Linked DNA regions of Homo sapiens: regions 1, 3 and 4 are each linked to region 2. A link is an interaction called in ENCODE POLR2A ChIA-PET data of the cell type or tissue named here. Cell type or tissue: PC-3. All regions are shown on one strand. Links, peaks and the distances in the headings refer to the core of each region. The heading gives the core; the rest is flanking DNA. Region 1 overlaps TMEM161B-DT (TMEM161B divergent transcript). Region 2 overlaps MIR9-2HG (MIR9-2 host gene). Region 3 has its middle 24 kb from the start of LINC02144. Region 4 has its middle 23 kb from the start of LINC02488.

Region 1 (5,944 bases), core at 672-5,671, 370 kb before region 2:
ATGGTACCTTATTTGGATAAAAAGGTCTTTGCAGATGTAATTAAGAACCTTGAGATGAGGAGATCATCCTGGATTATCTGGTGGACTGTAAAGTCAATGACATGTATTCATATATGACAGAAGAGAAGACATGGAGAAGAGGAGGGAGTAGTTGTGACCGTGGAGGCAGAGAATGGAGTAATGTGATCATAAATCAAGGAATGCTGACAGCCACTAAAGCTGGAGAAGGCCAAGGACAGATATTCAATCCTCCCGTAGAAGTACAGCCCTGCTAATGCATTGATTTTGGACTTCTGGCCTCAGAACTGTAAGAGAATAAATTTCTATTGTTTTAAGCCTTCAGTTTGTGGTAGTTTGTTACAGAAACCCTGTAAAGTTAATACACAGAGTTCAAAGAGAATCCGGTAATATCTCTAAAAGACTCGTGTATTAGTCAGGATTCTCCAGAGAAGCAAAGCCAATAGAATGATACATGTTGTTAAAGCAAATTAAAATGGAGACCATGCCTGAAGAATCTCTGTGCAGAGAAACCCAGTTAGGCCTCATAAGTTAACCTTACTTGATTTGCAAACATAATCTAAAAGTTAACTGGAGCTATTTCCGGTAAATGAATATAACACAACTTAAGCTCAATCAGTCAGAAGCAGCTTTATAATTATGTAGCTAGGGACTTTCCAAGAGGATGACCAAAGAAGGAAATGATATAACTATAACCAAATAAATATTTTCTTTGCTTTCCTGTTCCTCCTATAAAAGCCTCCCCACTGCTGAGCTGTGCTCAGCAGAGCTCCGAAACAACTTCTGGTTTAGAGTTGCCCGATTTGTGAATCACTGTTTGCTCAAATAAACTCTTTAAAATTTTATTGTATCTCAGGTTATCTTTTTTAGATAGATAGATGATATATGATAGATAGATAGATAGATAGATAGATAGATAGATAGATAGATAATAGATAGATAGATAGATTATTTATTATGGGAATTGGCTCAATCACAGAGACCCAAGATCTGCCGTCTGCAAACTGGAGAACCAGGAAAGCCAGTGGTGTAATCAAGTTCAAAGGGCTGAGAACCAGGAGAATCAATAACTTAATACCCAATGTAATAAGGCCTGAGAATGTGGGGTAGGGATGCTAGTATAAGTCCTAGAGTCTGACTACTGCAGAACCAGGAGTTCTGATGTCCAAGGGTAGGAGAAGATGGAGGTCCTAAATCAAGAATAAAGCAAATTCACCTTTTCTTTGCCCTTTTTGTTCTATTTGGGCAGGCCTCCAGTGAATTGGATGATGCCCACCCACACTGGTAGAGCAGATCTTTAGTCAGTCTTGATTCAAATGCTAATTTCTTCACAGAGGCACACAGAAATACTGTTTTATCATCTATCTGGATAGCCCTTAACACAGCCAAGTTGACACATAAAATTAACCATCACAATTAGGTTTTCCTGGGTTGGAAGGAATGGGAGATAATGAAACGGGTGCTGGAGGGTAGAGGAGGTCTGAGGGACTTCTTGGCGGGACTATGTGAACCAGAATGGAATGAGCAAATTACAGACCCCACAGTCTCTGCTCTGACAGAGATTGCCAGAGTTTGAAATAGACCTGATAGGGTTACTACAGGTTACCAGAACCGGGAAGTCATGTGGCAGCCAAGCTAATATCCAAAGATCACCCAAAGAGTATTTCATGTGATCAGGAAGAGTCTCTGTTTAATTGACAACTGCTTCCCACTTCCCATCCCCTTCACGTGTAGCAGGAGTCACAGCTGTCTGTATGCAGGTACTTTACTCGACCCTATCCAAACTATTAATAGGAAAAAGTACTTTCTCAGTAGTCTAAGTAGTCACAAACCCTAAGAAATACAGAAAAGATTATGGACATCTACGGGAGTGCCAGTGATATAAAATGATAATCCATATCACATGGAAACCCTCCCACATAAATAATCTTTATTTGACTAGGACTTTATTCATTCAACTGAGATTCTCCAACACCCCTGATAACCAGCCAGGACCGTGCTGATCCTAGGCAACAATCTAAAAGGAATAATTAAAGGATGCTCTGGGAGCATCTATAAGAGAAAGCAGTAATCAATCGAATACAGCACGGGTTTATCTATAATAATTTCAGTCTAATTTAATTTTCTTTCTGATAGTGTTACTAGGCTAGTCAACCAATAAAATGCAGTAGGTAATATTTTTCTGGGCCCATGAGGTATTACTGACTTTTTTTTTTTTATCATATCCTTGTGAGTAAGTTGGAGGGGTTGGGGAGGCTAGATGGTAGTACTGTCAGGGAAGGACTTAGCATCCAAAGGGTACTGACTCCTAGATGGCAGTCAGCCTCTCCAGAGGTTTTTAGTATAGAATTACAGTCCTCGGTCTTCTGTGTTTCATTGACTTAAAAGAAAACATAGAATCCATATTTATCAAATTTTTACCTGATTCAAAATCAGGAAGGATAGTATTTTTTCCAAACTTTGGAACAGCTTGATGTTGACTCTGGGCTAAATTCTGTATGGGCATAATTAGAATCAATAAAATTTTGAGAGTCTATAACAATATAGGCAGAGTCCAACAAACTAGTAGGATTTTTAAGTTTATTCACTCATTTAGATGTCACAAATTTCTGGAATATCAACTCTGTGTAAATGTCTATGTTAGGCTTTAGAATATGAATAAGGTATGTTAGACTGCAGGAGTTTAAAATCTGGTGAATAAAACAAACTTGTAAACACAAAATACAACAAATATTAATTGTAAGGCATTATTTAGCATTATATTTAGTAAAAAAAACTACAGTTAATTGTATGATATGCACAGGGACTGGCATGTGTGAAACACCTTTAGACATTTAATAAGCTGGAAAAAATAATATTTACCATAAACATATACTACTGGTGCAAACATAAAATAGTAATTTTGTGGAAAGTAATTATGTACAAGCCATACTATTTAATGCAGCAATTTCCTTCTAAGAATCTACTTTAAAAATAATCTAAAATATATTCATGTTATATATATATAAGGAAGTTCATAATCAAATTATTTATAATGGCAAAAAAGTTTAACATGAATGATTAAAAAGATAGTATAGCCATATGATAGTGTCATAATCATAAACAGTTATGTCTCTAAAAAACAGGTGTCTGAAATATTATGTCACATTCTAGAATAGCATGTTATAGTCAACTAGAAGTCTGGGAAAAAATGATTTTTTTACTGTAAAACCTCTTGAAAGTTTTGAATTTTGTGCCATGTTGCGTGTAACACATTCAAAAAATAAACACAATTTTAAAATAAAGGATTCAACTTAAAATTTTAAAAATACACTTACAGATAGTTTTTAATGATATAAAGAAATACTCATGATATACTAAGTGAAAGGCAAGGACATTACATTATTTCTTGCAGCAGTTATGAATAATTGGAAAATGTATTACCTGGCTGTATTACTAGGAATATTTTCTTCAGTATTTTGCACCCTAAGAAATCTAGGACTGGTTTACATAAAAGCAAGCAGAATGATGAAGAAACTCACCTTAAGAACGGTTGAATGAAAATGTAAATGTTTAGCCTGGAATATATATATATATATGAGATCATGATGACTGTCTTCAAGCATCTGACATCCTGCCATGTGAAAAAGTGATCACGCTTCCACTGGAAGGTCTCAGAGGATGGAACTAGACCCATTGGCAGGAGCTATAGCAAGCCATTTCAACTCGATGTCAAAATACTTGCAGACTTAGTCACTTGCTTATATGTCATTTCAGTTCAATGTCAGGAAACACATCCAAAAAGAACAGGGCAAAAAATGAGTGGTTTCCCAGTCACTTGAAAGATTCAAGCATAAATTATCACTTCCTTGATAGGACATTATGGAAGAGATTCAAGCATCAGAAGTGTGGTTTTTGGGTGTGATTCCAGCTGTACGAGAAGCCATTTAATCCCCCTGGAACTTAGTTCTCCATAAAATGGGGACGTTTGACTAAAGTACCTCTATCTCTTTTTGAGTTTGAAACTCTTTTGATTCTGCTTTGGAGTAACAACATTTTTCTCTCTTCCAGATTTATATATCAGCTTTTTATCAGTTGAAATAAACCACCCTGGGCCGGGTGCAGTGGCTCACACCTGTAATCCCAGCACTTTGGGAGGCCGAGGCAGGTAGATCATTTGAGGTCAGGAGTTCAAGGCCAGCCTGACCAACATGGTGAAACCGCATCTCTACTAAAAAATACAAAAATTAGCCCGGTGTTGTGGCAGGCGCTTGCAATCCCAGCTACTCAGGAGGCTGAGGCACAAGAATTCCTTGAACCTGGGAGGTGGAGGTTGCAGTGAGTCGAAACCAAGCCACTGCCCTCCAGTCTGGGCAACAGATTGAGAGTCTGTCTCGAAAAAAATAAATACATAAAATAAATAAGCCACACTGTACTTGTGAAGATTAACTGAGATGTTTAAAACATTATTTGCAAAAATGCAAGACATGATGTAAGTGTAAAGCATTATTATATATCAACATAATTGACCATTAGAAAAATGCAAATTAACACCTCAATGAGATATATCACCAGACACCTGTTAGAATGGTTAAAATAAAAAGTACTGATGATATTAAGTGCTGATAAAATGCAGAGTAACTCGATCTCTCATACATTGCTGATGCTAATGTAAAATGATATCACCACTCTAGAAAACAGTTTGGCAGTTTCTTATAAAGTTAAACATGCACTTACTATACAACCCAGTAATACACCTACTGGATATTCATTCTAGGGAGATCAAAATTTACACCCAAAAACATGTACATAAATGTTCATATCAGCTTTATTTACAATAGCCCAAAAGGAAACAATCAGATGTCCTCCAATTGATAACTGGTATAACCCTATCACAGAATCCTACTGAGCAATAAAAAGGAAAGCACTGTTGATACATACAACAACTTGAGTGCATTTCAAGGCTGTTATGCTGACTGAAATAAAAGCTAATCTCAAAAGGTTATGTATTATGTGATTCTGTTTATATAACATTCTCAAATTGCAAAATCACAGCAATGAAGAACTGATCAGTAGTGCCAGGGGTTAGGGTTGTGGGGAGGGTGTGATGATGAATGGGCAGCGTAAGAGAATTTCTTTGGAGTGATGGAATAGTTTTATATCTTGATTATAGTGATCATTATATTAAACAATTGCATGTGATAAAATTCTATAGGACTGTATGCCAAAAATAACTTAATATGTTTATTTTTAAGGTCTGGAAAGCATGGAAATTTGTATCTTCATTCACTTTTGTTTTCATGGACTCTTTTCATGTTTGAACTTTTCATGGTATGAGCTGTTTTATAATCTATAATATGGAATGTTTCTCATACGAATGTTTTTCTTATTGAAGAATGCCATAGAAATAAGGGTGTGAGGTATACTTACTTGACAGGAGAATTTTACTCCTTTTATTTTATTTACTTATTTATTTTTAAGACGGAGTCCTGCTGTGTTGTCCAGGCTGGTCTTGAACCCCTGGACTCAAACGATCTTTCTCCTTGGCCTCCCAAAGTTCTGGGATTACAGGTATGAGCTACAGTGCCCTGAGAGTCCTTTTTAAAGTAGTGAATGCTCAAACATGGAATTAAATTTAGGCAAAGCTCACTTTTATTTATACATAAAACAACTTCAGCCATGTACCTCATAACGATATTTTGGCCAATGTCTGACCTTATATACAATGGTTGTCCTGTACGATTATAATGAAGCTGAAAATTTTCTATTGCCTAGTAACATTGTAGTAATTGTAATGTAGCACAACCTATCACACGTGTTTGTAGTGATGCTGGTGTAAACAAACCGACTGCATTGCCAGTCTAGTATAAAAGTCTAGCACACACAATTATCCACAGTATATAATAGTTGATAATGATAATAAACAACTGTCACTGGCTTATATATT
Region 2 (5,944 bases), core at 270-5,269:
CTTGTTAGAAATTTTTCCATCCCAGTAAATTTCATTCATATGTATACATTTGTGTGTGTAGGAAGACATTTTTCCCTAAAAGACAAAGATTTAAGAGACATTCTGGGTAATATTCTGTAGATCATTTTTTGTGGCCTGATTCAGAGAAAGTATTTATTGTCTATCTTTTTTTTTTCTTTACGCACATCTCTTTTCTCAAGTGGTTCCTTTCACAGGTTTTCACCAACTATTAAAGTGATTAGCGTCTGTAGTTTTTTCCAATCTCCCACTAGCTATTAATGATATAATAAAAAAAATCTTAACCTTGTCAAGTTTGAATTTAAAACTTAAAAAAGCCAAGAGCCAGGTTGCAGTTAAAATTCTCCTGATAACTTGTTTTCCGAGGGCCAGTGACTATTAAAAGAAACTCAGAGAAAACACGAAATCTGTCAGACAGCTACTTAGTGACAGAATTAAATGAATATTGTTAGGTAAGTGTTTTAATAACGCAGCATTTTCGAAGCATTTTCTGAAGATTATTTCTCATTGGCCCTGTCATAAAGTGGTAGCAAACTGCTTTAAAACAGTAATCAGACCGAAAGTAGTTGAGGAAGCCTATGACAGGAAGTTGTTAATAATATCCTTCGAAATTTACCTGTGAAATACAGAGCTTGACTACTTTTGTAAAAGTGGAATTGAAAGTAAACGGCCTCTGTAATGCAAATCGACCAGCAGCAAGAAAGCCACTACCTTTGGAGTCCCACGACTTCACCTGAGCTTGCAATAGACCTTGTGCGCCCTTTGGTTCATGGAATCAAAACTGTTTTGACATGTTGGCCAGTGCCCTTCGGTGTCACTGAAGCTCAGCCCGCGGACGGCGGTGTGTCAGTGTGCACCGGGAGGCCTGGGCCTCAGTCCCTGGGCTCGTGCCTACGCAACAGCAGGACCGCCCGCGGCCTCCCAGGACCAGTGACCGTCACCCGCAGTAAGGATCGGGGCGGCTCCGCCAGTTTCGGCCCTCTTTCCAAGACCTCTTTCCAAGGCGCTCTTTCCTAGCCTCACCCGAGGGCCGCAGAGCCGGACCTGTGCCGGGCGAGTTGGATTTAGCCCAGTTAGAGTTAAGATGGTATCATTAGCTGCGCACAGCGTGACTTCCCGCTAATCCTCTCTGCAACTTACAACAAGTTTAAATGTCCATGCATGATGTTATTAACTGGCTTTAGTAAGTGCTTAAGACCCAGATCTCTTTTTAAAGTAATCTCTGAACAAGTTCTACTGTATCCACCCAACAAGGAGATTAATATTTCCAGCAAATCTGATGATGGGGTAAGATGTGCCCTGAGCTCCTATGGGCAATGGGGGTAGAAGTGGGAGTTGCCCCAGGGAAGGGCCCAGAGTGGCAAGCGCTCACCAACGCCGGCCACCGAGCAAAACTTCCCCGCCCCCGCCCCCCACCCAGCTTCCCCGCAGGGAGACCCTTTCCGTTAGCAGCTTTTCACTAAGTTAATAACGGTGTGTGTGTGGTGGTGGCGGGGAGGGGGGATTTGGGGGTTACACAATATCTATATCAATGATATTGATCACGTCCAGGGAAGAAGCCTGGGCAAAACTAGAGACACCGAGTGTCAGCAAAAGAAAGCTTCTTAACCACAAGTTGCGTGCCGCCTGAGGAAGGTGCCCTGTGGCAGGGGGTGGCCGCTGGGAGATGCCTGCCTCTAACCGACGTCCAGGCGTGACTAAACCTCGACGCCACCCCCATTCACAAGCTCAACTCAGGGATTCCCAAGCAACCGCAGACCGGAGGTGGCGCAGAGGCAGTGACCGAGGTCGCTGATTAGGGGCCGAGAGGCTGGCAAATAATAATTTTAAAAAAAAAAAAAACCGGAATAGCCTTCGCGGACGCAGCTCAGCGTGCCAGGCAAAGGACAGTCTGACGACCCGCCCCTGCCGAGCCCCGCAGCGCGGCGCCGGTGTCCAGCAGCCTCCAAGGCGCCGAGCGCGGGCACGGGAACTTGAGCTAGCGCAAACTTGGGCGGCCTCCCAGCCTGCTACCCGGGCCGCAGCGCGCCCCCGGCCTCCCAGTCGCGCGCCAACCCGGGAGCGCGCGCGCCGGCGCACCAGCTCCATCAGCTAGAGGAGCCCGTCTCCCGGGAAACACCAATCAGACGCCCGCTTTCAGGCGAGGGCCGCGAGCCGCAGCAGCTGCAGGAGGACTCGGGCAGTTGGCGGTCACCGGGAGGCGTCGTCCTGCCCCGCGGCGGGCCAGCCGCCTTCGCTGCTGCCACTGCCTAGCCTAACCGCATCTGCAGCCAGTCACAGAGTCGGCTGTCTCCTCTTTGCACCGCCCACGCCAAGTACCTTGCAAGGCGGCTGCTAAGCCTGGCTAATTTTAGATCTCCAGAATGCGCTATGCCCGCGCTCAACTAAAACCAAGTCAAACCATCAAGCACAGTGATGTGCTGCTTTTTGAACAAATATGGCTCAAAACTCCGTATTTCCCTGAATAAAGTCGATTATCTGCACTTTTTAAAAGCCCTACCCCCTGTGGTCTGGCAGTTGGCTGAAAAGCGGAAAGCCACACGCTCCCACCTCAAACATGGTCATCACCTTTCTAAGGAAGTGCACTAACTCTCGCAGCCCTGATTGAGGGCAGATAAATATTCCTTAATATCAATCACAACTATATACTTTCCATTTCCATTCACCATCTTAGAATTAATTCCACAAATAAGTCGAACAGTTCCCAGAAGGGGTGAAATGGGTTCTCTGAGCAAACAGGAATAGAGGGTTCTGCTGATTTCTGTACTAGGTTGTTTAAGTTGTGTTAAGAACCGATGAGCAAAGAAACAGGGTTAACAAAGCCATCCATTAAAATCCAGAGACACTGAAGAACTGCCTTACATGTCCCAATTGCTGTAGGACCTGTTTAACTATCTCGAAGTAGTCATGTTAAAACAATCGACCCAGCATTATAGATATCTTTTTTACTCAATAACTGATTCTAATTAGTTCTTAGTCTTAAAGAACACCTTGTCCTGTGTTGCCCATCTCACCACTGCCACCCCCAGTTCCCACTAAATGCAACATATTATGGTGTGTTTTACTTAACTGTAGCACATTAGGGAGGAAAGGGTATCAATTTTCTGAAACCACAGTGACATTTCCAGATGTATAGATTCATAGGAAAAAAATAGATACATAGACAGTTACATACTGTCATTCATTTTCTAGCCACATTGGAAAATAAAGCCTTTGGTTTCATCTCTCCATTTTTGAAAAGTCAAAATTCCTAAAATGCTAAAATATCTTAAAATATTTATATGTATCCATCTATATGGCTTCCTTATAATTTAAATGGTTTCTTAATTTTCATCAGGCTACACAAAAATCAAATTAGAATTTTATATTTTTCCAAATAAGAAAATTATTTTAATTTTAAAAATAAACACAAAGAACTCTTGTGGTGGAAAATTTACTGTTCAAGGTGACCTAAAGAACAGTCACTTTGGAAAATATTCCATTTTGAATGTAAATAATGCATGTCTCATTATTATGCATAATAGCAACTTCATTAAGGGATTGATACTAGTGAAAATACCCATTCACATTCAGCAAGGACACTGAAGAAGTCTTCCTGAATCTTTTTTTTAACCTTTATCCAATTTTCATTTTTGTTGTTGTTTTGTATTTTTTGTATGACTATGTTTATCCTATATCCTTTATTATTTGATTAGTGAGTGACTTTTCAATGTTAATTTTCTGGTATAACAAAGTAGGGTAAAGAAAATAAATGGGTTCTATCTTTATATTTACTTTTACAGGTATCATTTTATCACCCTATTTCTAAGTATTTCATGAAAAGATTCTAGATGTCAAAACCTGCAGTTAACGTTCCTGTTTAGAAATACGCAAAATAATACCTTTGACGTTGGCAACTCAGATGTATTATTCAGCAAAACAGCAATTACTCATTGTTTTGCACTTACATGTTAAGAACTATGAGACACTTGGTGACACAATAACAAAATTGCAAAGTCAATTACATTTAAAATAGACATCCTAGTAAAACATACACAACCAACTCCATTTACTTTTTTTGAACTGTTTTGTTTCCTTTTTCTGACTGTTTACAGTCAAATAGATTTCGTGAATGTTAAACCGAAGGATAACTGATTTACACACATCATGAGGGGGAAAAAGTTAGAAAGTAGGGGGAGGGGCATAACATAAAAAGGAAGTGTATTCCTGGGCACGCCAGAATCCGCCTAGGGAGGTGCCAGAATATTCTTAAATATTTTGGGAAATGATGTTCTTTTGCAATGTCAATCACAGTGGCAAACTTTGAAAGAGCAGTGTGCCATAATTTAAAGCAAAATTTAAGCTAGATTCACACTAACAATTCTATGCAGGACTAAAGTAGTAAAACCCACATAGAGTCCATTTATATTTAAGAATAGAGAACTTCAGGTGGGGCTAGGTGTTTGTTTTATGGTATTTTAATTGCAGAAGCAGAATTTTTGTAATTTGAACTCGCCAGTACTGAATTCCACCTCTCATCCCAGCCTGAAGCCTGAATTGAAGTTCCCATCAGAAAATTAAAATGTTTGTCTGGATAAAATAACTTCTAAATGAACTATTTCTTTTCGTTTCTTTTTGTATTTTCTGCAATGTAGCCCCTCGCAATGATATTAGTTCTAGTGTGGGAAAATATTATAATTGAGATTTGGTAAGTTATTTGCAGACTTTTCTTTACAGTTTTTCTTTACACTGTGCTGACATTTAGTACAGCCCTGGTGAGGAAAACAATACTACCATTCATAGCTCTAGACGTAGATTTCAATCGACTTAAGCGGGCACAATGAAACTTGGTCATTCACTGGTTACCCATATTGTGTTCTCAAATTTTCTCTCAGCAAAAGTATAATGACTCAGTATTGTATGGTTGCATAGACAAGGGCTCGGAACAAGAGACACTAGTTTTGTCTGACGGTGTGAGAAAGTCGTGAAGGGATCTTTTCTTCCAGATGGTGTTAAATTCAGCTGCCTTTTTAACATTGGCCTTGCACAGCAATCTGCTGCTCCCCTTTCACAAAGACTGCACTTGGTTCCCACTAGTTAACATGCATACTCACGCAACCTGCAACTTCACTCCAACTGTTTTACAATGCAGTGGTATGCTAAATAAACTTGATCCGGTTTCTGCCAATGTTAAAACTAGGTTTCAAAGAACTACTTAACTGATATTTACACTTCTTTTGACTTAAATGTACATGCCTTTGGAATATTACGGGTTTCAAAGAAATATCACCTTATTATAAGGTCAATGTACAGATTATTTCCAACACCCTTCAAACCTATGCTCAGATACAGTACCTCTCTTCAACACACACAAATAAAACAAAATGTCAGAAGTTTGATGTGTAATAGAAAAAAGAAAAATTGGGACATGTTGCACCAAGGGCAGTGGAACAGCAAAAAATAAAATGAAAATAATAACATTGAAATGTATTTTTATTGATCGATAAGTTATGTAACATTAGTATGATACAAAGCAAGTTTGATATGACAATGGCAAACACATAATTATAATATTGTTTATTTTCCTTAGATGTTATATTTAACATATTTACATAAAAGACCAAGATGTAGGCAAAAGCTTCAGTAATTTGACTTCATTGAGTGCTTTCAGTAAACAATAGGTTTCTCCAGCAAACATCTTATTGCCTTAATTGAACCTCCTTGAAAAAGAAAACCACACACTTTGTAATGTAAATGTTAATTGTAGTAGACAATGGTTCTAGGTAAATAGCACCCCTGGACATGAAGTAAATGAAAGGAATACAGGCACTTAACAATGAAAGGTTGTTTGCACAAACAGTGCTTCAAATGTAAATAAACAAGGGTCTTCTCAACGGTCACTACAGTAGTAAAACTCTGGCACGTGTACAGCAGCCAAATTGAGAAT
Region 3 (5,944 bases), core at 675-5,674, 900 kb before region 2:
GAATACAATCTTATGCTTCAGCCAGAACACAAGATGGTATAATAGATAACAGTATTAATTGTCATCATTTATGAGTGAAATCTGGGCACTGATTTAGATAGGGCAATGGGAGCAATGATATTTTTCCTTAAAAACAATGACATTTCTGTGATTTTGTACTTGCTTTACTGGGGTTGAGGATTTTTTTTAAGTGTAATGATAAAATATTGTGATAGATGGCAGTTCGTCTCTCTTAATTGCACTAAAAGCAAAACACTTATTCCTAAGGAATAGTTGTGGCTTATACAAATACAAATCTCTTTCTTTTCAATATAGAGTAAGCCACTCTCCATTTAAAGGATCAGTTCGTGTACAATCACAGTCCCTGGTAGTCTGCCAAACACAATAGGGGCATTAATTAACATGTGCTGGGGGATTCATCAACATGCACAGTGGTAGCATGCAATTGGAGCCTTTTTTTCCTCCCCTTCCCTCTCTACGTTGGCAGAATTCATGAAAGATCTACTCTAGTATGTAAATCAGTTCTTGCTAAACGCCTTGTAATGGAGTTCCTTTATTTTTCAAAGCTGTTGTCAGAGCTACTCACATACCCTAGAAAGACACTTACTCTGTCTCTTTCTCATGTTTAAAACCCAACTACAGTGGGCAAAAATAACATATTTGTTTACTTGTCATGCAGTCTGCACTGTAAATAAATCATCTGATAAATTACTTCCCAAAAAAGAACAGAATGAGATTCATTTCCTTTAATGTTGTACCGGTGGGGATGGCAGAATTATTCTCCCTGTTAGCCCAGGGTGACAGTATGCTGGTCTGCTAACTTACCTGAGTGTTGAGAGAAGCACTAAATTTAGCGTCTACCACCTGGCACGAGTAGGTGAAAAAAATGAGGAGTAAATTTGATTTAAATTACTTCTCAGTTGGGTCTTTGGTTTGTCTTACCTTGCTAAGCCCTCACTGACTGATTTCAGTACCTTTTGCATGTTCTTTGAGATCTAGATATGGGTTAATCACTCAGATCTGTAAGAACCAGACTTTGGACAATAGAAAATCTGCCCTCTAGAAGTAAAGAAAATGAAATCAAGGAAATAGAAAATTGTATCTTTATTTTCCACTTCTGAAAAAATGTATACATGTTTCAATTTAATTTGAGTTTTAGATTGTATAATTTGTGGCTAGTTCTTATTTTAAAAAATGAAATAATATATGTAAAGTGCTTAGCAAAGTACCTAAAATAAATGCCTAGTAAATGGCAGTAGAAATTATCCTTCGAGGTGGTGTTGGAGGTGTTATTATTATCATTTATTTTCTTTTATAGCCTGGAAATCACTAGTATTATAAAAAGTACAATGCAAATTTTATGTTTTAATCATTTTCAATATATATTAATAAAAGGCTTAGTTTTAGCATGTAGAGGAGATGTAGAATTTGAAGGTTCAATTTGATCATCTCAGCTGTTCCGTAAATGTGTGTACTTTATATGACTGCTTAAAGAGAGGCAGTTTAGTGATTCAGATGTCTTTAGAGTTATGCACACCTGGTTTCCATCTCAGTTCTACCATCGTGTGACCTTGAGCAAATTATTTAACTGCACCAAGGCTCAGTTTCCTCTTTTGTAAAATAGAAATAATGGTTGTAAAGATCCAGTGGGATGACATGTGTCAAACATTTGACAGTATCCTGGCACACAAAAATGACTCAATCATTGGTAGAGACACACTCTTAATGTGCCAAAAACTTTCCTTTTCTTATGCTGAAAGACACAGGGAGGATTCTTTAATCCCCATCAGGGGTGCGATTGCCGTCTTTTCCTCTTACAAAGAGCAGGTTCTCCTGCCCACTAACGCTCGGAGGAGCTGAGAAAACAAGCCATCTAGAAGCATTCCATGTTGTTGCCTTCTCCTCGATTATTCCCTGAGATTTACATTAGTATGTCATTAGCAGTCAATGAGAGTCAGATAATTAAAGCTGCTTTCATTTAAAACAAAAGCAAAACCAACCACTTTTAATAAATAGAAAATTCTGAAAAATTAAAATTTAAAAGTGAAAAATTATCTGTATACATTTTTCTCTTACTGGATATTTTTAGGAAAACAGGAAAATACCTCTGTTTCATAAGCTTTCATTCTATCATGAATTCCAGCATATTTATTTAAAAATTTTTTGGAAATGATAGAATATTTGTGGCAGTATTAATACTATATTTCCTTAAAATATGAAAAATTAGTTATACTATAAGTGGTTTTTCACTGAGAACATTTTTTGGCTATTAACACAAGTGTTTTGATATGCTTCTATGGATCCATTTCTTCCTAAAGCTCTATTTATATCATATTTGATTTGTGAGATATTAAATTATATCTCAGATATACTTTTATCTATAATAAGAAATTACAGGGTAATTTTACTACATTGAATTTAAACAGATTAAAAAATATGACTGAACTTGGATTTTATGTGGAAAAGAGGTTCAGCATTGTAGCCTATGTTCCTCATCCTCAGCTGTTATCAGTATGAGGAAGTAAAGTTAGTTCTATAGGAAAAAGCTTTCGGAGGAAGACCATTATTCTTTTATGAGAAAACAGAGCATCCATTATGCTTCATATTTATTATTTCATTGCTTCGAGTAGATTTATTTATTTTACTTTATTTTTATTTATTATTAATATTTTTTGATTGACAAATCATAATTATATATATTTATGGGGTACAAGGTGATGTTTTGATATATGTATTCAATGTGGCATGATGAAATTAAACTATCATATCCATCACATCACTTACCTATCACTTTTTGTTTGTTTGTTTGTTTGTTTGTTTGTTTTTTGAGACGGAGTCTCACTCTTGTCACCGAGGCTGGAGTGCAGTGGCGTGACCTCGGGTCACTGCAACCTCCGCCCCCTGATTCAAGCGATTCTCCTGCCTCAGCCTCCTGAGTAGCTGGGATTACAGGCGCCTGCCACCGTGCCGTGCCCGGATAATTTTTGTAACTTTTTTAGTAGAGACAGGGTTTCACCATCTTGGCCAGGCTGGTCTTGAACTCATAACCTCATGATCCACCCGCCTCAGCCTCCCAAAGTGCTGGGATTACAGGTGTAAGCACGCCCAGCCCACTTACCTATCATTTTTTAAGGTGAGAAATTTAAAATCTACTCTCTAAGTTATTTTGGAATATATAATACATTATTTTTGACTATAGTCACCCTGCTGTGCAATGTCTTTCAAAACCTATTCCCCTGGTCTATCTAAGCTTTGTACCCTTTGATCAACAATTTACCATTCCCTCTCTCCTTTTTCTTTTCCCCCAGTCTCTGGAAGCCATCATTCTACTCTCTACTTTTATGAGTTGCACTTTATCAGATTCCACATATAAGTGACATCATCTGGTATTTGTCTTTCTGTGCCTGGCTTGTTTACTTATCATAATGTCCTCCAAATTCATCCATGTTATCACAAATGACAAAACTCCCCATTCTTAAAGGTTGAATAGTATTCCATCGTGTGTATACACATTTTCTTTATCCATTCTTCTACTGATGAACACTTAGGTTGTTACCATATCTGGACTATTGTGAATAATGCTGCAATGAACATGAGAGTGCAGTTATTTCTTCAATATATTGATTTCTGTTCCTGTGGATATATACCTACAAGTGGAATCACCGGGTTGTATGGTAGTTCTACTTTAAGTTTTCTGAGGAACTTAATTTACATTCCTACCAACAATGTATAAGGATTGCCTTTTCTCTGCATCCTCTCTAATGCTTATACTTCATCTTTTAAATAAAAGCCATCCTAACAGGAGTAAGGTTATCTTATCATGGTTTTAATTTATATTTCCCTAATTAGTGAGTGATACTGAGCATTTTAAAATGTATCTATTGACCATTTGTGTGTCTTCTTTTGAGAAATGTCTGTTCAGGACCTTTGTCGAGTTTTAACTGGATTGTTTTCTTACTATTGAGTTGTTTGAGTTTCTTATATATTTTGGATATAGACCCCTTATTAGGTATATGGTTTGCAAATATTCCCTCCCATTCTGTGGGTTGTGTCTTTACTCTGTTGGCTATTTCCTTTGCTGTGCAGAAACTTTTTGTCTGAAGTTATCCCATTTATCTATTTGTGCTTTTGTTGCTTGTGACACAAAAATAGTTAGAATAGGCCACAAAAAATAATGAAAGAATGAATAAGACTTAGTATTTGCTAGCACAATGGGTGACTCTAGTCAAAAATAATTTAATTGTACATTTAAAAAGAAGAGTATAATTGAATCATTTATAACACATAGGAGAAATGCATGAGGTGATGGATATCCCATTTACCCTGATATGATTATTATGCATTACATGCTTGCATCAAAATAGCTTGTGCAACCCATAAATATATACATATACTATGTACCCAAAAAATTAAAAAATATATATGATATTTGAAAAGATACAACATATTGATAAGAGCAGATGTTAAGTGTTCTCACCATCAAAAAAAAATGAGTTAAGTATATGAGGTAACAAATATATAAAGTATTTGATTCAGCCATTCCATCATATCAAAATATGGTGTACATCATAAATATATATAATTTTTATTTTTGTCAATGAAACAGATTTTAAGAAAAGGTTATATCTAAAAAATAATGGCCTAACCCAACGTTGTGAAGCTTTTCTCCTATATTTTCTTAGTAGTTTTACAGTTTCAGGTTTTTAGTCCATTTTGAGTTGATTTTTGAATATGGTGTAAGGTAAGGGTTTACTTTCATTCCTCTGCATGTGGATATCCCGCTTCCCAACACTATTTACTGAAAAGACTGTCCTTTGCCCATTGTGTGTTTTTGGCACTTTTGTCAAAAATCTGTTTACTATTAATGCATGGGTTTATTTATGGGTTTTCTATCCTATTCTATTGGTCTATGTCTGTTTATATTCTAGTAACATGCTGTTTTGATTAAAATCACTTTATAATATGTTTTGAAATCAGGATGTATGACACCCTCAGCTTTGTTCTTTTTGCTCAAGATTGTTTTGACTATTTGGGGTCTTTTGTGATTACACGCAAATTTAACCATTGCTTTTTTCTGTGTCTGTAAAAAAATCACATTAGAATTTTGATAGAGATTGCATTGAATCTGTAGATCACTTTAATAATATAGACATTTTCATAATATTAATTTTTCCAATCCATGAACACAGGCTATCTTTCCATTTATTTATGTTTTCTTCATGTTGCTTCATTTTAAAGAAATAGATAACTGCCTATGGCCTCAAGGAGCTCGATTCCTTGTTGAGACTGGTCAGACATACATGGAACTTACTTATTGTTAGAGAATATGGAAGTTTGGGCATAAGTGGTTTTTCAGTTGAGACTATATAAGACATTTGTCTATACAAATCTTCTGAAATTGCAATTCCAGTGTTAATAGGAGAGATAATTAGTTAAGATCAACAAAAGCTTTTTTTTTTTTCTTGATTGGAGAAAGGCCAGGAAAAGAGCCCTCCTTGAGCATAACTGAGTCTCAATGAATTTGGGCTAAAGTGAGATAGGAATTGAGTGGAAGAAAGTGAGAGCAACAAAACTTGAAGTTTCTCCTTTCTGACTACTGCTGTTCCTTGATAAAGAGATGGTTATGGTCATCCAAGTTAATTATAATTTCCTGCTCATAGTGTTTGCTGAGAATATTTATTTATTATAAGTACTACTATGGAGTTTTCTATATGCCAGGTACCTCTCTGATTACCTTATAACTACGAACTTATTTAATCTTCAAAACAACCCTATGAGTCATGAATCATTATTAACATCTCCATTTTATAGGTGAGCGTACTGCAGCACTGAACAATTAACTAACTTGCTTAAGTTCTCCTAGCTAGAAAGTAGTTGGGCTGGGATTGCAACTCCAGACAGTTCGGCTCCAATGTCTGTGCTCTTATCCACCAGCTGAACCATG
Region 4 (5,944 bases), core at 381-5,380, 1.0 Mb before region 2:
TTAAGCACATTTGACAACTTTTAAAAATTGTCTTCTCAAGTTGAATTTATCCTGTATTCTAGAGATTCAGTTTCTAGGCATACAAAACGCACCAATACATGCAACAAGAAAGGTATACATTAATGTTGATAGCAGCATTGTTCACAACACCCAAGAATTGGAAACAACCCAAATGTCCATCAATAGCAGACCAAGTAAGTTGTGTGCATATGCACAACAGACTGCTATACAGCAATGAAAACGAAGGAATTATATTCATCCTCACATCTGAATAAATCTCACAACCATAATGTGGGTAGAAGAAACCTCAAACAAAATAGTACATACTCTAAGATTTTTATCTGTAAAAAGTTCCAAATATATGCAATACTAAAGTACAATATTTAGAGACACATGATTTAGAGGAGGCATGAGGATGTTTCTGGGGTGCTGGCAGTGCTCTTGACCTGGTTGATGGTAACATGGATATTTGCTTTGTATTATTATAATGGGCTGAGATATACATTTTTGTTTTCTATATTTTATAAATGTGTTATATTACTATAGAATGCCTTTAATAATAGAGATTACTTTTCTAAAATTGGGAAATTTGGTTGTTAGAAATGCTGGAAATAATCTTATCACAGGTATTCTGGTCAGAATGATACACCAGCACTTGCTGTTGGTAAACTTTGCGGATGAATGTTCTTCAAAAGGAGGTCCTATCTCCCCACTTCACAAATACAGTTTAGTGTCCTCTAAGTATGGTTGAGGGTTTTTCAGTCTTCCCCACTTTTTTTAATAATGTCAGAACATGCAATATATTTTAAATCTATGCAAGATCTTCCTTCCTGCTGTGCTTAATTTCTGAATCCAATGCTGTCACAAAAACAGATGCAATGTGATGCCCGGTGGAAAGAGCAAGTACCGATTTTCATCAGCACTACATAGCCTCTCCTGTAAATTGGTCCTGTGCACCCTGTTCAGGCAGATGGACCACATGTTTTTTGATGGTTTTATATTAAGATGGTAATGGAAGACAAAGTTACTTTTTAAAGTGAAGTAATTATTTTTCAGAATTTGGAAACCAAATCATCAAAGTAGAGTTGAGTTTGTTTTTTTTTTCCTATTTCAAGTATTTAGCTTGTGTCAGAAAAAATATTTACTAAAATTATTTCAAAGAATACTTATTAAACTTGGTAATGCTAAAAGGCTCATAATATCTGTTGTCTATTTTGAGTCTGATTTGAAACTAACTTGATGATTAGATCCATAATTTAAAGAAAGATGCTAGATCTAAAAACATTTCTAATTATTATAAATAAATGAAAATGAGAACTCCTGGTACACCAAAAATGTTAATTTGTTTAAGTGAGAAGATAAATATTCTTTCTCCTTTAATTGATTATGTAATCATCTCAATTGTGAATCTGACCTATCTATGCAGCAAGCAAATAGATTTCAAAAGGAATTATTAAGTAGACAGACCTTAGTCAGGCAGTCCTTTTTTTTTTTTTTAACATGAAAATTGGTCCTGCCTTACAAAACACGCAATTAAAGTATTGAGTGACTGTAGGTAGTTGGAGAAGTTACCAGACAAAAGCTTCACATTTCTGTTTATATATAATATCATGTTTCCAGCCTAACTAATGTTTCATGTTACTGAAGGAGAAAGAATATGTTTCATTTATATTATGACTGGAATATACTTGTCCTATATTTAAATAAGACTTTTCCCACTTCCTCAGTTTTGGTGGTACAAAATAAATTCGTATCTGCACATTATTCAAATTAACTATTTCAAGTCTTGTTTGGCTTTCTCAAGCTTATCTTTCTTTCCTATCACGATTCTTTCACCTTAACTCCTTTTTGATAATTCCAGAAACTCAGAGGTTGACATTCATAGCCTAATTCCTTTTACAACAGTGTTACACAGAGAAAGCTGGAAACTCAGAGTCCTCCTTGGCAACTGGTAATACCTCATGATACTTTCTTCCTGCAAAAGGTCAGTGCTAAAACACTGATTCTGCCAATACTTGCCCATTGTACGATGCTTGTAACAGGGAGGGAGGGTGAAGTGGGTGGGGGTGGGGACAGTGGGGTCAGTCCTGCTATTCCGGCAAATTCCTCTTTGACTTCTACTAAAAAAATGCTTGAGTGAAGTATGATCACCTTCAAAATGTGGAAACCTAGCAGCCTAATGTGATGCCTACAGCTACTTCTGCAGTTACACAGCACAAGGACTTCCTGTGTCAATTGCATTGCCCCAGCTTGGCACCTACTGAATACTTAACAACATTTTCAGGTCAATTTGTATTTAGTTTGCAACTAGCCATCTTGGGTTTTCCATCTCTGGAGTACATTATTTTAGACTTGTTCCCATTTCCTCTCACCCTCTACACTTTTTCTCTCCCCAGTAGTACTGTACTATCCTTATTTGCTTCCCTTCTCTTTATGAAAGCCTACTCCAATTTTCAGTTCCCAGGAGAAACAAAACTCTCTTTTTGAAAAAAATCCACTTTTTCACTTATAGAGCTAAGATTGGTTTCCAAACTTCACTGAAATAATTACAGTTAACTACTAGAAAGCCTTGAATGAAGAAGTATAACATTGATTACTTTTTTCCCCAGCAGTGACTTTAGTTTTACTCTTTACTCCTCTCTCTTATTCATTCTCATCTTCAAGTTATATTGTTTTGTTCTCTCCAGTTTCATTCTTACTACTTAACGAGGGCCTCCATCAGCCATCCAAAAGTCTCCCTCTGCTTTAAATTTACCTCTTTTGGTGGGTAAACGGGAGTGCCTATCCTCACCTAGGTCCAGGGGCATAGGCCCAGGGGTGGAGCCCTCGCCAGGGACCATGCCCTTCTCTACCCAGCACTTCCCTGATCCCTCCAATATCACTATCTCTCACATCAGTCTCCCCAAGAACTCAGAGGCTAGGGTTTTTATGGATAATTTTGTGGGTGAGAGCTATGGAATGGATGCTGCTAATTGATTGGGGATGAAGTCATGGAGTATGGAAAATGGTCCTTGTGTGCTGAGTCCATCTCTGGGTGGGGGGACACAGGACCGATTGAGTCATGAGTCATGGGTCTTGGACAGGTCAGTCAGTTCCCAGAATGCAAAAATTGGAAAAACTTCTCAATAGATCAATCTTAGCTTCTACAATAGTGATGCTATCTATAGGAGCAATTGGAGAAGTCACAAATCTTGTGAACGCAAGCCACAGGATTTCTGAGCAGTAAGAGATTATAAAAACTATGCCTACGTTTTAGCAGAATTCAGGACCCTCTCATAATTCTAATCTTGTGGCTTTTCATTCATTTTTGGTCCCTAAGCAAAAAGGGACTTAGTTTTAGGGAAGGTCTATTATTATCTTTGTTTCTAAGTTAAGCATAAACTAAATTCCTCCCATTGTTGGATTGGCCTACACCCAGGAATGAGCAAAGACAAGCAGCCTGTAAAGCTAGAAGCAAGATGGAGTCAGCCATGTTAGATTTTTCTCACTGATACACTCTTTGCAAAGGTGGCTTCACTTTCTTTAGCAATTCATTCTTTTCCATCATGTCAGTTTGTAACAAATTATCTTCACTTTCCTTTATCCAAGAATGTCTTTATTTCACCATTATTCTTGAATGATATTTTCATTGGATATAGAATTCCAGGTTTATAGTTCTTTTTTTCCATCACTTTAAAATGTTGCTGTTTCCGCCTTACATGGATTAGGATGAGAAATCTGGAGTTAAATTTAGTAATGTATTATTTTTCTATGGCTGCTTTCAAGATTCTTTCTTTGTCCTTAGCTTTCAGAAGTTTGATTATAATATGTATTTTGGAAGAGATTTCTTTGGCTGTATCATTTTTATGTGTGCTGAGCATTCTGAAATTCTAAGTTTACATTTTTCACCAGATTTGGGAAGCTTTCAGCGATTATATTTTTAAACATTTTGTTCTGCATACATTCTTTTCTATGTCTGGAAATATAAATAAATTTAGACCTTTTATTATTGTGTTACAGGTCCCCAGGTCTCTATTTTTTCAATCTTTTTCTCTGTCATTCAGATTGGATAATTTCTATCAATCTATCTTCAAGTTTATTAATCTTTCCCCTTTTATTTCCATTATGCTATTGACCTCAACTGAAAATTTTTTATTTTCATTGTTTTATTTTTCATTCTAAAATTTTCGTAATTTATATTGACTATTTTCATGTTAAGACTTCTTATTTTCCCATATATTTCAAGGATGTTTGCTCTTACTTCCTAGAACATGGTTATACTCACTATTTTAAAGTGTTTGATAGTTCCAATATCTGTATCATTTTGGTGTAGTTACTCTTGTGCCATTTTTCTTATGAGATGTTGAAATGTGTCTGGTGCTTCCTACACCAAGTGATTTTGAATTGTTTCCCGTGCTTTTAAAGTATCATATTTTAAAACTCTTAGTCTTGTTTAAATCCTATATAGAATGTTGATATTTGATTGTTTGTTTTAGCAGGCAATTGATCCAGTTGGGTGCAGACAAGTCCATATCTATCTTTGTATGTTGTGTTCAATTTTTAAAGCCTTTGCAGTGGTATTCCCACATGCACACCACTTAGTGGACAGTCTGGGACCTGGGCTGTAGTCAAGACTACAGTTAAGTTCTGAAAGCTTTTACTGTGCTCTTCAGGGTCATATTCATGCACATGGGGCCCAGGAGTGAGTCATGGCATTCATATGCAACTTTATAGAATTGCTTTTTAAAGTTCCCTCCATCTCTCTCTAACACCTTATAGTTCCCAGAAGCCCTCTCCTTCTGGTTCTCTGGCTAAAAGCTGGTGTTCTTGCTTCTCTGGCTCTGCCATGTACTTTCCATTACCCTGTATACCTACAGGGCAAAATGGTAAAAAGAATAGAAAGAGATAAAAAGGAAAAGCAAGTGGATTCTCCTGTGCTCTTGTGACTACAGGTCCTCTGATCAGAGAGGTTTTCTCTTTGATGAAATTGTAAATATCTTTCAAGTTATCTTTTCTGTTTCTGCTACTGCCACTGTGTGATCTCCTGCGGAGTAGGGTGGTAAGACAAGAGAGAGAAAAAAAAAAATTGAACAACACAGAAAGTTCCTCATTATCTTTGACGAAAAGAGATCCCTCATAACAAAAATAGAGAGCTTCTTTTGAAACACTTTCTGTCTGTACCTTGTATGCAGTATTGGGTTCCGGACTGCATTTGCATTCAGGCCAGGTAATAAAAAATGAAAAAAATCTGTTAACTTACTGCTTGTTTAGTGGTACTATCATTTACTTCTTAGTTCTCAACTGTCCCATATATTCTCTTCTGGGATTTTAGTTGCATTCATTTTGAGAGACAAGTTGAAGTATATTTATTCTATCTTGACAAGAAAAGAACTTTCATTTAAAAAAATTATAATTTTTAAAATTGTGATAAAAAACATAAAATTTACCATCTTAACCATTTTTAAGTGTACACTTCAATAGTGTTAAGAATATTCACATTGTCCTACCACAGATCTCCAGAACTTTTTCAACTTGGAAAACTGAAGCTCTACACCCATTCGACAAAAACTCCCTAAATCTCCCTTCCCACACCCCCTGGCAATCCTCATTTTACTCTTTTGTTTCCATGAGCTTGACTACATGAGATGTCTCATGTAAGTGGAGTCACACAGTATTTATCTTTTTGTTATGTGTTTATTTCATTTAATGTAATTTATGCAAGGTTCATCCATGTTGTAACATATGATATGGTTTGGCTCTGTGTCTGCACCCAAATCTCATCTTCTGGCTCCCATAATTCCCAAATATTGTGGGATGGACCCTGTGGGAGATAATTGAATCATGGGAGTGGGTCTTTCCCGTGCAGTTCTCGTGATTGTGAATAAGTCTCAAGAGATCTGATGGTTTTAAAAATGGGAGTCTCCCTGCACAAGCTCTCTCTTTATCTGCTGCCATCCACATAACA

The links. ChIA-PET counts read pairs that join two places held together with the same protein. Peaks named below come from ENCODE experiments on the same cell type or tissue, not always from the same donor. Only the 100,000 strongest peaks of a DNase experiment are listed, where the experiment ranks them.
Region 1: POLR2A ChIA-PET joins it to region 2 with 11 read pairs; 3 of 35 experiments call an interaction of 5 or more read pairs at or near these places.
Region 3: POLR2A ChIA-PET joins it to region 2 with 10 read pairs; 2 of 35 experiments call an interaction of 5 or more read pairs at or near these places.
Region 4: POLR2A ChIA-PET joins it to region 2 with 15 read pairs; 2 of 35 experiments call an interaction of 5 or more read pairs at or near these places.

What each region holds. Positions count from the first base shown.
Region 1 is chr5:88,287,316-88,293,259 of GRCh38, forward strand. All of the region lies in intron 2 of TMEM161B-DT (TMEM161B divergent transcript), which reads left to right. Among named protein-coding and RNA genes, the nearest start is that of TMEM161B-DT, 21 kb to the left of the region's middle. In PC-3, for the core only: no CTCF peak of the experiment used is centred there; a DNase peak (open chromatin) is centred at 3,666; H3K27ac peaks cover 456 bases.
Region 2 is chr5:88,658,973-88,664,916 of GRCh38, forward strand. The region is part of intron 2 of MIR9-2HG (MIR9-2 host gene); the gene reads right to left. Among named protein-coding and RNA genes, the nearest start is that of MIR9-2, 5.0 kb to the right of the region's middle. RefSeq lists enhancers at 403-916, 917-1,428, 2,025-2,850, 4,675-5,498, 5,499-5,944 and silencers at 1,970-2,159, 2,480-2,559. In PC-3, for the core only: no CTCF peak of the experiment used is centred there; DNase peaks (open chromatin) are centred at 1,739 and 2,169; H3K4me3 peaks cover 1,734 bases; H3K27ac peaks cover 746 bases.
Region 3 is chr5:87,753,753-87,759,696 of GRCh38, forward strand. No RefSeq gene overlaps it. Among named protein-coding and RNA genes, the nearest start is that of LINC02144, 24 kb to the left of the region's middle. RefSeq lists an enhancer at 1,423-2,062. In PC-3, for the core only: no CTCF peak of the experiment used is centred there; a DNase peak (open chromatin) is centred at 3,399.
Region 4 is chr5:87,636,456-87,642,399 of GRCh38, forward strand. No RefSeq gene overlaps it. Among named protein-coding and RNA genes, the nearest start is that of LINC02488, 23 kb to the right of the region's middle. In PC-3, for the core only: no CTCF peak of the experiment used is centred there; no DNase peak of the experiment used is centred there.